Linked DNA regions of Homo sapiens: region 2 is linked to region 1. The links are chromatin contacts, found by Hi-C in ENCODE. All regions are on one chromosome and are shown on one strand. Each heading gives the region's core, a stretch centred on a gene start or an enhancer-like site at or near the end of the contact. The rest is flanking DNA. Distances are from core to core; before and after follow the strand shown. Region 1 holds the start of CRHBP (corticotropin releasing hormone binding protein). Region 2 holds the start of ZBED3 (zinc finger BED-type containing 3).

Region 1 (5,892 bases), core at 1,821-4,320:
AATAAAATAAAAATAATAGCTACATTCATTCAAACAAATCATCTTGAAAGCAATGGAAAACTATTTGGTGGTTGTTGTTGTTGGCTAACTACAATGAGTTTTATTCAGTAGTCTTTATTTCTTAAAGAACGCAATGATATGTTCTATTTTCTAACATTTCAACTAATCGATTAATCAGGAAAGGAAAAAGGAAGTTCATCTAAAGCATGGATTAGTGATGTTCTAAGTTGACGTGATAAATAAAAGAAAAAATTTATTATCACAGGTCATATTACAACTTCTAACTTGCGTGCATAGGGATTTTGTGGTCACCCTGAAAACATGGCCTATAATGTGACTGTGAAAGCCAAGTGCAGCCTGTGGAGGCTCTGCCATGAAGTGTCAGAAGTTCTCTGTGTGTGTCTCATCAGTCTAGGCACAATTTTAAATTCTGCACCTGCCCCCATGTCCATGGATTGAATATGGATCTGCTATTGTGTGGCCACCCTGGCCTTCAGGCTTAACATAGGTGACAATTTGCTCTGGGGCTTTGTGAAAGAAAAAATGTCTTATTCCTACCTAACAAAAAGAAAGTATTAACCCTGCCTAACAATAGTCGAAGACCCAAAAAACACCTATCCGGGACTGTATAACATCAACACTGGAGAAGCTATCTGGAAAAATATGGAGAAAAACTGAAATATTTGAAAGTAATGGAGGTTAACATACAGGTAATTTCCAATCAGCATACTTGGGGACTCTGAGTTTTCCCAGAACATATTTAAAAAAAAAATCCAGTTTGCTTGAACAAACAACTTTCAAATATTAAGCTAATTGTTTGAATGACCAAAGCAGTCCATGAAAATAATTTATCCTTAGTCTTCACACATAGGCCTACTTATTGCCCAGAAAATTTTTCTTCGGCCTAATCCAAATTACTCTTCCATTTCTCTCACCTATTTTTAATACTTTCTCTCAGAGAGAATGGCTACCTGGCTTCTCCTTGTCTTCCAATTTAATCTTCTTAGTTTTTCTCGATAGCTTGTAGTTTCCATCTTTTAATTACCATTAATTTTTTTTTTTTTAGAAAAGGTAGTTTCCACTGGCTTAGTAGATATTTACCAAACTGGTGAAAACTACACATTAATTTATCCACCTAGAATTTGGTGGGAATGAGGTCCATCTTGTACTATAATTTGTGGATTAAGTAAAATCAGATGCTATGCTATGATGTTTGTAAAATCAGTCACTATGTTAGTGCTCATTCATCCCAGCTCTTGCTGTGTGTGGTTCCTGAGGAGTGGGCATCATGACAGCAGGGTGGGAACATCACTGTTGTCTGTGCACGTGCATGCGTGCATGTGTGTGTGCACATGTGCACATGTGCATATGCTTGTAAAGGGGCTGGCTGGAGAAGAATGTCTCCTTGGTGATGCTAACAAAGCAACATTGAGCTGGAGTGACATCAGGTGCCAGACCCCCTAAGAGGTAAAGGCAGAGGTCTCCAAGGTGGGTGCTGGACTGAATTCTGGGAACAGGCCAAGGGCTGTGGCTACATCAATGGGAAAGAGAAGAGGGCCTGTGGCATGCCTGGTGAGTGGGCCTAAGGCTCCCTCTAGGCACAAAAAGGGTGGGAGATAGAGCTGAAGATGGCCTGGCATGTTTGAGGCCAGCAAGTTGGGGTTAAGTTGTTTGTTTTTCTCCTCTTTTATTCCTCCCAGGTTTCTTTATAACCTTTTCAAAATTCAGGCATCTAAACAGCCCTTGGGATGAGAAGGACATGGTGGCCAGTGTCCATGAGCTTTAGGTACTCTTTTCCCTCTCACTGTCTGTGGTCTGAGGACTGCTTACAAAGTTGGACTGTGGCACGAAGGCCTCCTGATTAAACCAACAAAGAGGCCGCCTCTCCAGAGCTCAGAATTGTCCTGACATGAAAATAATCAAGTTCTGACACTGCCAGGATAATTACTGTTTAATTTCGAGTATTTTAAAACTGAAAATATAGCCATTCCTTCCTTTATAACTCTGTATTATGGTCTATTTGTAATAATTGTAATAACAATGCTTGGTGCAGAGACTGGAAAGGGGTAGGAAAGCCAATAGTGGAGCATCCTCATGTTTCCCACAGTTTTGGACACAAAGAAGAAATTCTCTTCTCTCCTGATAAGCAGAGATAAGCTTATACTTATTTCCGGATCCCTAAGTCATCTTTTTAGCCCTGCAAATTTGCTGGTGAGCAGTTACAATAAAGCTTCCTGGCAGTTCCTTCTACCAGAGTGTTAAAGTAATCCAGGTATTTGAAGGCACGAAATGGAATGACTTAATCTCATCTCTCAGTGGTTCAGATGGATGCGAAGGTCATGGCTACAGCTACCTGGTCTAGGAGTGTGTACATCATGTAAACATCCAGGTCAAGTGACAGAGCTCAGCTAAAATCCAGAAGTCCCCTGACACCAGAGTTAGTTTTCCATGAAAGAAATGCCTATAAGAAACTGGACCAGGATAAAGCAAAGAGTAAGGGGCAGGAAGAAAGCTTATAATTGCATTACTGCAATCTTCTGCAAAATCAGACTTCTGCTTCTGTTCCACCTCTTTAAAGCTGAAAATGCCTCAAGTTTCTTACTGAGAGACATGAGAAATTCCATGAATACTAAATTCTTTGACAATTTCTAGCATGGTTTCATCCAAGGTTATGTGATGAGGCTGCATAATATAGGCTCTATATGTTTGGGTATTTTATGCGTGTATGTAACTTTGTCACTTTGATTTGCAAAATGGAAAATTCCCTGAATGCCCACAGAAAAGTATAATGTAGCATTTAGCAGGTCAACAAAATGCACTCCCTTATTCTTTGTCTCCGCCTCATTCTCCAACACTTTAGTGCACTAAGTTGTAGTGACTGAAATCATTCTTGGTGAATAATGCTGGGCCACGCTGAAAATTTGTGGCTGAGAGCTGGACCCTCGTCATCGCCACGTACTCTGTCAATGAGACAGGGTAACCCATGGTTACTGAGCTCCGATCAGTTAAGGGGCAGAGAGCCTCCGCTCCCCACTGCTCTATAAAAGAGACCCAGCAAAGGGACCCTACCAGCTTCTAGCTCTCAGTCTGCGCGAGGGTGTAGGAAGGAAAGCCCAGGACCTCCGGAGCAGAGCACAGCAGCTGCAGAGGCAAGGCCAGCATGTCGCCCAACTTCAAACTTCAGTGTCACTTCATTCTCATCTTCCTGACGGCTCTAAGAGGGGAAAGCCGGTACCTAGAGGTGAGCCACCCCTGGACTGACCCATCTCACCTTCCTTGCGTGTTAGCCCTAGGCGGCAGGCAGGCTGCCTCTGCTCGCAGCCTTTTGGGGTTCGCTGTTTCTTCCCTCTCTGCTGGATGCTGTCTTGCCCCTGGTTTCCCCTATCCTGTTCTCCCTCCTTGCCTCTGAGCATCCCAGACTGCCTGCCTGCCTTCCTCTGGCCGCTGGGGATACCCTGGCCTGATGGAGAGGGTCTAAGACCTTCCCGTCTTCTCCGGACACGGGAAAACATTACCCCTCTCTCTTTATTCGCTATGCTGAGTGGCAGGGAGGGTGCCCCGCTCCTGGTCCCCTTTTTTATCCCCAGCCCTTGAACTTTTCCGGACTGACCTATGTTTCTTGCCAGCTGAGGGAAGCGGCGGACTACGATCCTTTCCTGCTCTTCAGCGCCAACCTGAAGCGGGAGCTGGCTGGGGAGCAGCCGTACCGCCGCGCTCTGCGTGAGTCGAGGCTGCCCGGCTCGCGGGCGCCCGGGACGCGGGGAAGGTGGGACTCTGTGCGGGGGGCAGAGGGCTCGCGGACATCTCGGGGAAGGGGCTGGCCGGAACCGCCAGGGGCGCGGTCCCCTTAGCTAAGGATCGGTCCGCGGAGGCGCGCCAGGAGCGGGAGAGGGTGGCGCGCCCGGGGCGCAGGAACCCAGCGCAGCCTAGGCTGGAAGTCGGGGCGCTGGGCACTACAGAGCCCGGGAATGGGGCGCGCGGAGAGCGGCCGCCCGAGGACGGCGCTGCGGCGGCTGCAGCCCGGGACTTATTGCCCCATGCCCTCCTCCCCCAGGGTGCCTGGACATGCTGAGCCTCCAGGGCCAGTTCACCTTCACCGCCGACCGGCCGCAGCTGCACTGCGCAGCCTTCTTCATCAGCGAGCCCGAGGAGTTCATTACCATCCACTACGACCAGGTCTCCATCGACTGTCAGGGCGGCGACTTCCTGAAGGTGAGGCGCCCACGGCCAGCCAACCTAGCCGGAGGGCGGCACGGGAGGGTTGGAAAGGGCTGGGGCGCTGCACCCAGCGTGGGGCTGCTGAGCGTAGGTAGCCAGTGGCACTTCTTAGACACTTCGCTGGTGCCCGAGTCGGAGAGGCGCGTTCGAGGACCCCCACACGGCGAGAATCTCGCCCTTACCCGAAGACCTCGACCCACACACATCCAGTGGGGCTGGGGCCGGTGCCTCTGGACGCTGCCATGGTTTAAATTCCCTTCTGGGCGCTTTCGAGGCCCTAGGAACTTCTAAAGACTTGAACTCGCAGCGCGGAACTCTGACGCAATCCAGGGCCGAGGAAAAATGATTAAAACCCAACAAGCTCGAGTGCTGGGGTCCACCAAGCGGGCCGTCTTGGTTAGAAGGCCCGCCCCACACGTCTCACATCTGAGCCCGCCTCGCTCCTGCTGGTCCACGCTCGGCAGAGCCGTTCCGAGAGCACAGAGGCTGTCTTCAGTGCGCGGGTGACCCGATTTTGGAGCAGTAGGGGACTGGCTGCCGAGGGGGCATCTAGATTGAGATAGGTGGGAGGGCAGGACAAGACCCCTAAGCTCACTGCCTCCTCGATTCCAGTCGTCAGACTCCATAAGTATAACAGGGCAGCATGGGATGGCTGATGGAGCTCTACTGTCCAATTAAAATAATCATGATTAACATCTCCAAAGTAGGATTATTTTGGAACCTGTCACATGCGTTAGAAATAATTTGTAGCTGGGTTGTTGGTAATTTTGCTAATGTGGACTAGATTGGACTCGTTAAACTGGAGACCTGTGGTGATTTTGAGGGTCAAGTCAATAGACTCTGACCCTTTGTTCAACTGCAAACTTTAACAAGTGAAGGAAAAATGTTCCAGGTAGCATACCAGCCATCATTGCCTGGCTGTTGAAGCAGTTCTTGACATTTTAAAGTAATATGTGATGATATTTTTAAAAAATGAGAAAAATGGGTGTATATAGTCATTAGCAGGTAAAGTTGCTGCTCCAGTTTTTTCTTTTGCTATCTATTTTCAAGATATTTTGTTCACATTTCAATGACTAGAGGAAAGAGAGAAGCTGCACGAAACCTAAATTATGCTTTTGTGGAATTCTTCTGAAGGTGAGAGGTAGAAAATATGACCAAGGTAAAAATGTACATTGTACGTTGTTTTATTTACCAAAGTGGTTGAAATGATAAAGTATAAGGAAGTTTACTTACTTTGGAAGCTTTAAGGCTTATAAAAAATTAATTAATACTATTACTTGCAAACAACCCTCACCATCCAATATATACAAATGAAAAGGCGAGCAGGCAGAGTGTGGACTGTCGATTCTCACTTATGACTGAAGGCCCATTGCTGGATGACTTTCCCCCCCTTTTCAACTCATTTCAGACTTCAGGAGTTGATGGAAATGATAGCATCTATGTCTGTATTTTTTTCAAAGGTATTTGATGGTTGGATTCTCAAGGGGGAGAAGTTCCCCAGTTCCCAGGATCATCCTCTCCCCTCAGCTGAGCGGTACATAGATTTCTGTGAGAGTGGTCTTAGCAGGAGGAGCATCAGATCTTCCCAGAATGTGGCCATGATCTTCTTCCGAGTCCATGAACCAGGAAATGGATTCACATTAACCATAAAGACAGACCCCAACCTCTTTCGTA
Region 2 (5,869 bases), core at 3,370-5,869, 130 kb after region 1:
GAGATACTATGGTTGAGGCAATGGTAACTGATGTGAAAGGAGGGAGAAGGGGAAGAGGTAAACACAAAAGTAAAAGCAATGAGGTACTAAGAAAGCATGCATGTGATCACGTGTATACATTTAGGGAAAGTGTGTATATCACAGGATCTCTACATAAATAAAAAATAATTTTATAAAACAACCCTTGGGCCTGGGTGTGGTGGCTCACACCTGTAATCCCAGCCCTTTGGGAGGCCAAGGCAGGTAGATCACCTGAGGTCAGGAGTTCAAGACCAGCCTGGCCAACATGGTGAAACCCCGTCTCTACTAAAAATACAAAAAATTAGCTAGGCGTGGTGGTGGGTGCCTGTAGTCCCAGCTACTCGGGAGGCTGAGGCAGGAGAATCGCTTGAACCTGGGAGGCGGAGGTTGCAGTGAGCCGAGATTGCACGATTGTACTCCAGCCTGGGTAGTAAGAGCGAAACTCCATCTCAGAAAAACAAAAAACAAAAACAAAAAAGCAAAACAACCCTTGGCTCCTCAAGCATGTGAGCTCAGGCAGGGCCAGCCCAGCCTTAACTGTGGAGGCTGGTGGGACAGTCCCATGGGGAAGCCCACTGCTGCGCCGCTTGGAGGAGGAAACCCAGCATGTGAGGCTGCTCATTGTCACGTGGTTTGCTGTGCTCTGCAGAAGGAGATTCTGTGTTCACACCCAGGATGTCATGGAAGAGGAGCTCATCCCATTCATCTCCCTGGCACAGGGTAGACACTTGGGGGATGCTGCATTAAGTGAAGTGAACCTGACTCTGTTTCTTTAGCCCCAGCCCACCCGAGTCTCAATCTTCCCATCTGTCAAGAGAAATAATAAGATTATTTGCCTCTAAACAGGTGGCTGAGATCATAGATAGTGCAAATGATGTCACTGTTGGACTCTCCGGTGTTATATAAATTTAAGACATGAACAATAAAGAAACTACCGATATTTACTGCTCAGACATGCCCACGTTAAGATTTTAATGGCTAAAAGGCAGTTGTTTTTCCATCTGACATTATGTTATTCAACAGAGTAAGTAGTCTAAGTTGGAGGAATCCCCTTGGGAATTGACTACAAAGAGCAAATAAAAAAGAGTAACAGATCCAAGACCCTTACCCCTTAAATTTATTTTCACTTCCTAAATTGAACTTCATGCAAAATAGGTTATTTATCACTAGGGTAAAATAAGATAATGGGGAGGTTTAATTAGCCAAAGCCCTGTGATAACGCGTTTCTTCCTTACCAAATACCCAATGAGAATGCATATCATTAATTCTGTGGTTAGCTAATAAGAAAATGAAAAAAGCTCCCTTAATTTTTCCTTGAAAAAATTTTTAAACTAACACAAAGATGCCAATGAATGAGTATTTTGCTTACATCCATTCACTCCATCCAACTCTCATTCAAATGCTCATTGTGCACCTGCTAAGGTCAGGTGCGTGCTTTCTGCCAAGCATTCCAAGAGGAACGTCACATAGTCTTTGCCCTCAGGAAGCGTACGGTCTGGTTGGGAAAGAGATGCTTCCAACAATAATTCTGATACCTGTGTGATATGGTTTGGCTGTGTCCCCACCCAAATCTCATCCTGAATCCTACTCCCATAATTCCCACGTGTTGTGGGATGGAACTGGTGAGAGATAATTGAATCACGAGCGCGGTTTCTCCCATACTGTTCTTGTGCTAGTGAATAAATCTCACGAGATCTGATGGTTTTATAAACGAGAAGCCCTTTTCGCTTGACCCTCATTATAGCTCATGCCGCAGCCAGGTAAGAAGTGCCTTTCGCCTTCCGCCTTCCGCCATGACTGTTAGGCCTCCCTAGCCACGTGGAACTTTAAGTCCATTAAACGTCTTTCTTTTATAAATTGCCCAGTCTTGGGTATGTCTTTATCAGCAGCGCGAAAACAGATTACTAACACACTGTGGTAAAGGTGAAATCAGTGCTCACTCCTTCGGGTGAATTCCGTCACATAATCTCCACTGGGGAAGGGGTGGGCATGGGCAGCTCCTGGGAGCTGATGTCTTAGGGGCCCTAACACAAAAGTTCATGCAGTTCAGCATCCCTTCCCCTCCCATGCCCCACAGGGCACAAACGCATTGTTGTCCATCACCAAAACACATTACCCTTAGTACTCGACTCTAATGAAGTTCCAGTTCCTCAGTTGTATAACGAGGCTTCCAAGCTCCTATTTTAAAAGAAAGTTTCTTGAAGCTAAATAAAAGCACTGCTAACATGAAATTAACAGTGGAAATTTTTGAGTGTAATTTCAGGGTGAAAAAAACTGAAAAGACAAATGTAGATTTTAGATATTTCAAGGAAGGAGAGAGAGTAGTGTTGCTGGTACCATGCCTCTGCACTTGCTATAGCTGAGTTTCATTTGAGTATCCATTATTTGGAAGGAGTTCTTAAATCTAAGCCTGTGGAAGACAATAAATTCACATTAATTATCTCTCCATTTGACTCAATTTCTGAAGAAGTTCTATCCTTCTGATGAACTATCAGATTAAATCCCAGATTCCTCAGTATGATGTCCCTGAATACCAATATAAAGAATAAAGGAAGAGATCAAAACCTGGATGAATAATCTGTATAAACATGGGCATATACACAAGGTATGACTATAATATTGAGACTCATCCTATAAAGCACCTACAAAAGTTGATTGTATTATTTTATACTTATGCTTGTGCACATAAAAAATATTTGGCAGGCTAAAGGCCAAAGAACCAGGCACTGTTCTCAAAAGGACATAGCAGATTAACTACACCTCTATTTGTCCTTCTATACTCAAGGCTACTTACTGTAGTTGGGTTGACCAGGCAGAGTTTAAATCAATATATGTTGGTTGAGCCTGGATCTTAGATGAGAAATTCACACTAACGTGAAATTCACACAGACATATGTGGAAACACTAAAAACATTTTCTTTTACTTCATCCACCAGTGACTTTAATGAAAGCAGAGCATAATAATTAATACAAGTAATTAGAGTTGACAACTGAAGTGTCAAGAAAACCACAGTTCATCTGTTATCCGTCCATCTCTGTTGAAATATTAGTTTACTGCCATATATTAATCTATTTATAAAGAGATCCAGACAATTAGAAAAATTAGTCTGGAATCACCAGGCTGAAGGCTTAGCTGAAGTTAAAAGACAAGTAAAAATGCCTCCAAACTGTAAAACCTGAGTTGGGGAATAAATGGTAAAATGTGTAAAAATTTAGAAAAAGGTTATATGTGGACTGTAAAAAATACACTGGACTCACAGGTAATTAAGGGGTGAATCAGAGTTGTTTCCTAAATGGCATAAGCCAAACTCTTAGATATTTCTACCATTAGCTAAAAGGCAGAGAAGCACTCTCTCTCTCTATTAATGCACTTTTAAAAATGAAAATTGTGAAGTGTTCTGCCCTTAAAGTGGACCTTTATTTCAGGTCTGCATTACTTTGCTTAATAGATATGGTCCTAAAGATTAAGGTGGTGATCCATTTTATCTTGTAAAAATGCATAATTTAATCTGAGTTATAGGAATTTAAAGCTGCCCTACTTTGAAGGCCTTTGTGACTCAAAGATTTTTTTAATTTAATTTTTAAATTGAGAATTACCTGGCTTGGGCTTTTGGTCTTTTTATAATACGTATTGCTGTCTACTTTTTTTTTTATTCTTGGCTGCCTCAAGCTATTCTTGCCTCCAAAAGGTGTCAGCATATGAATAAAAACAGCAGAAAATAATTACCCTAATTAGGTCAATGTATTAAGCTGTTTCTACAACTGTTTCTCTTAAACACCTTATCTTTGTAGTCTTGGCTCATTAGAAATTCGACTAGTGGTAAGTATTTATTTTTTTCCTTCAAGGGGGTTTTTGCTTTGCTAAGCCTCGGGCATTTGGTTCGTGCAAGAAATCACAGAAACTGCTCCAGCGGACTCCGAAAGGAGCGGAAAATTCTTTTGTTTGGGGGCCATGAGGGGTGGGGGAGGGGTGGGGATTCTGGTGTAAGCTTTTGGCTTGCATTCGCTTTCTCCCTCCGAAAGTGGGCGACATCAAGCAAGTCCCAGTTACAGAAAGAACCCACTGCAGGGCGTCCAGTCACTTGCCCAGTGAAAAGACTGTAATCAGACAACTTTAATAAAGGGAGAGCAGGAGAGTGGTGACGAATTTCCACATTCCGAACAAGCTTGTCGAAAGAGGAGTGCAGGGAAGGAGCAAGAATGAGGCACTGGAAGACGGTGAGCGGGGCCTTGCCACAGAATCCCGGGCCCACCTGCTTTCTCACAGTCGCGACAGCCGGCCCGGAGAAGGGCAGCCCAGCGAAGGGCACGCCCCGCGCGGGTGCCAGGGAGGCCGGCAGGGGCGTCCGCGGTCGCTGCTCACCTGCGCTCCCCGCTGCCCGGCCCAGCCCGCCTCGCCACCGAGTCTGGAAGCCCACACTCACCCCTTTACCCGGGAAACGCGGCCGGAGCCGGCGGCGGGTCGGGAGTCCGAGATGGTAGATCCCCCTCCAGGCGCCTCGCTGACATTTTGTCCCGGACGGAAAACCTCCGCGCGTGCCCCTTAAAGACACAGCGCTGCATTCACACGTCTGCGGGGAAAGGGGGGCCGTCACGTGTGGCCTTCGCCCGAAAGCGGTAGGGGAGTCGCTCTGAAACCGCCAAGGATCGCGAGCGACAGATTTGTGTTGGCCAGGGTTTTAAGATGACGCAATAGCTGAGTGTGGTTGAAATGTAACTATTGTTTTACAACTTTGCATTAACCTTCCAAGACCTGAATTCCCGGGCCTGAGTCTCAGAGCGCGGTTTGCATCTTTGCAGGCTGTAGGCGCATGATGTCACAAGTTATTGGAAGAAATCCCTCCAACCTAGGTTGGGACAGATGAAGGCGGCGCTTATTGGTGTTCACCAAAACACCAGCATGGTGTACCAGCTTTGGCTAGATGATGCTCAGGTAACGAACAACCCCTGCAACTCAGTGGCTTAAAGGTCCATTTCTCAAGCGAATTACTGTGGCTGCAGGGAGCTTTGGCAGTACTCCACCAGTTTTCTTCACTCCAGGCTGAAAGGTCAACTTTTCTGGGCCATGCTCCCTGCTGGGCTGGTAAACCAACTTTGAGGGAGAAGGGGGAAGTCCAGATATGTAGTGTTTGCTATTTCTATGATGTAAATGCTCCCACAATGGCCGATTTCAAGCTACAAACAGTCCAACAAGTGGCTTGCCAAGTTCCTGGAAATTTAACAATTAGCTCCTGTACATGACTGGCACAAGCTGCTTTCCAAACTCACATTCCGCATGCCTCAGTTCTGCTCACTTTCTATTGGTCAAAACTTGCTGTCAGTGGGTGGGGAAGTGTACCCCTCTCTTAAGGAAGCCTTGCAAGTCTTGTGACAATGAAACAGGAGAGTTCCCTGATTTCCTCCCGGCCCCCGCCCTCCCACAGCCCTTTGCAGGACGTGCAACAGGGTTGTGGCTCGTGTGTTCGGTCTCTGCCTGCTGAAACCCCTTATGGGAGGTGGAGCATGCAGACGGACGGGTGCAGGAGCCAGGGTGCAAAAGCTGGGGCGCTGGGCTTCCAGCCCCACGGCAGTGTCCAGGGGCAGGATCCCGTGATTCCCGGAGCCCAAATGGGCGTGTGTTACAGTGTGCTCTTTTAGCCTTACCATCAGCTGACGGCTTAAGTGTTAACCAGCTCAATAGACCCTCTGCCTTTTTGCAAGCGCAGAGGGTCAGTGTGACAGTTTCTGTATCTCAGCTCTTGTCTCACCTCCCAGAAGAATCAGGTCACACATGGACTTGAAGGATGGTGAGTGCCGGGGTGGGGGCGGGGGTAGAGGAGTTGGGGGAAGGTTGGGGGTGTTTATTAGG

Evidence for each region. Hi-C counts contacts between places; a loop is a spot of excess contacts on that map. Pooled maps may share reads with other maps.
Region 2: a map of endothelial cell of umbilical vein shows a loop between it and region 1 (2.2-fold over the local background). The contact joins the promoter of ZBED3 here to the promoter of CRHBP in region 1. A Hi-C loop is called at or near these places in 1 of 168 maps with a recorded cell type or tissue (endothelial cell of umbilical vein), 3 of 37 single-sample maps with no recorded cell type and 2 of 50 pooled maps.

Annotation. Positions count from the first base shown.
Region 1 is chr5:76,949,975-76,955,866 of GRCh38, forward strand. It overlaps CRHBP (corticotropin releasing hormone binding protein), which reads left to right and starts at 3,071. Exons shown (of 7, transcript NM_001882.4): 1 at 3,071-3,241; 2 at 3,627-3,720; 3 at 4,055-4,212; 4 at 5,679-5,889. The coding sequence starts at 3,161. It also overlaps a transcript of S100Z not described here. RefSeq lists an enhancer at 3,797-4,483.
Region 2 is chr5:77,082,666-77,088,534 of GRCh38, forward strand. ZBED3 (zinc finger BED-type containing 3) reads right to left here and starts at 4,620. Exons shown (of 3, transcript NM_032367.4): 1 at 4,446-4,620. It overlaps ZBED3-AS1 (ZBED3 antisense RNA 1), which reads left to right and starts at 4,050. Exons shown (of 3, transcript NR_182763.1): 1 at 4,050-4,954. It also overlaps a transcript of PDE8B not described here. RefSeq lists enhancers at 4,278-4,879, 4,880-5,482, 5,483-5,869 and a silencer at 4,292-4,461.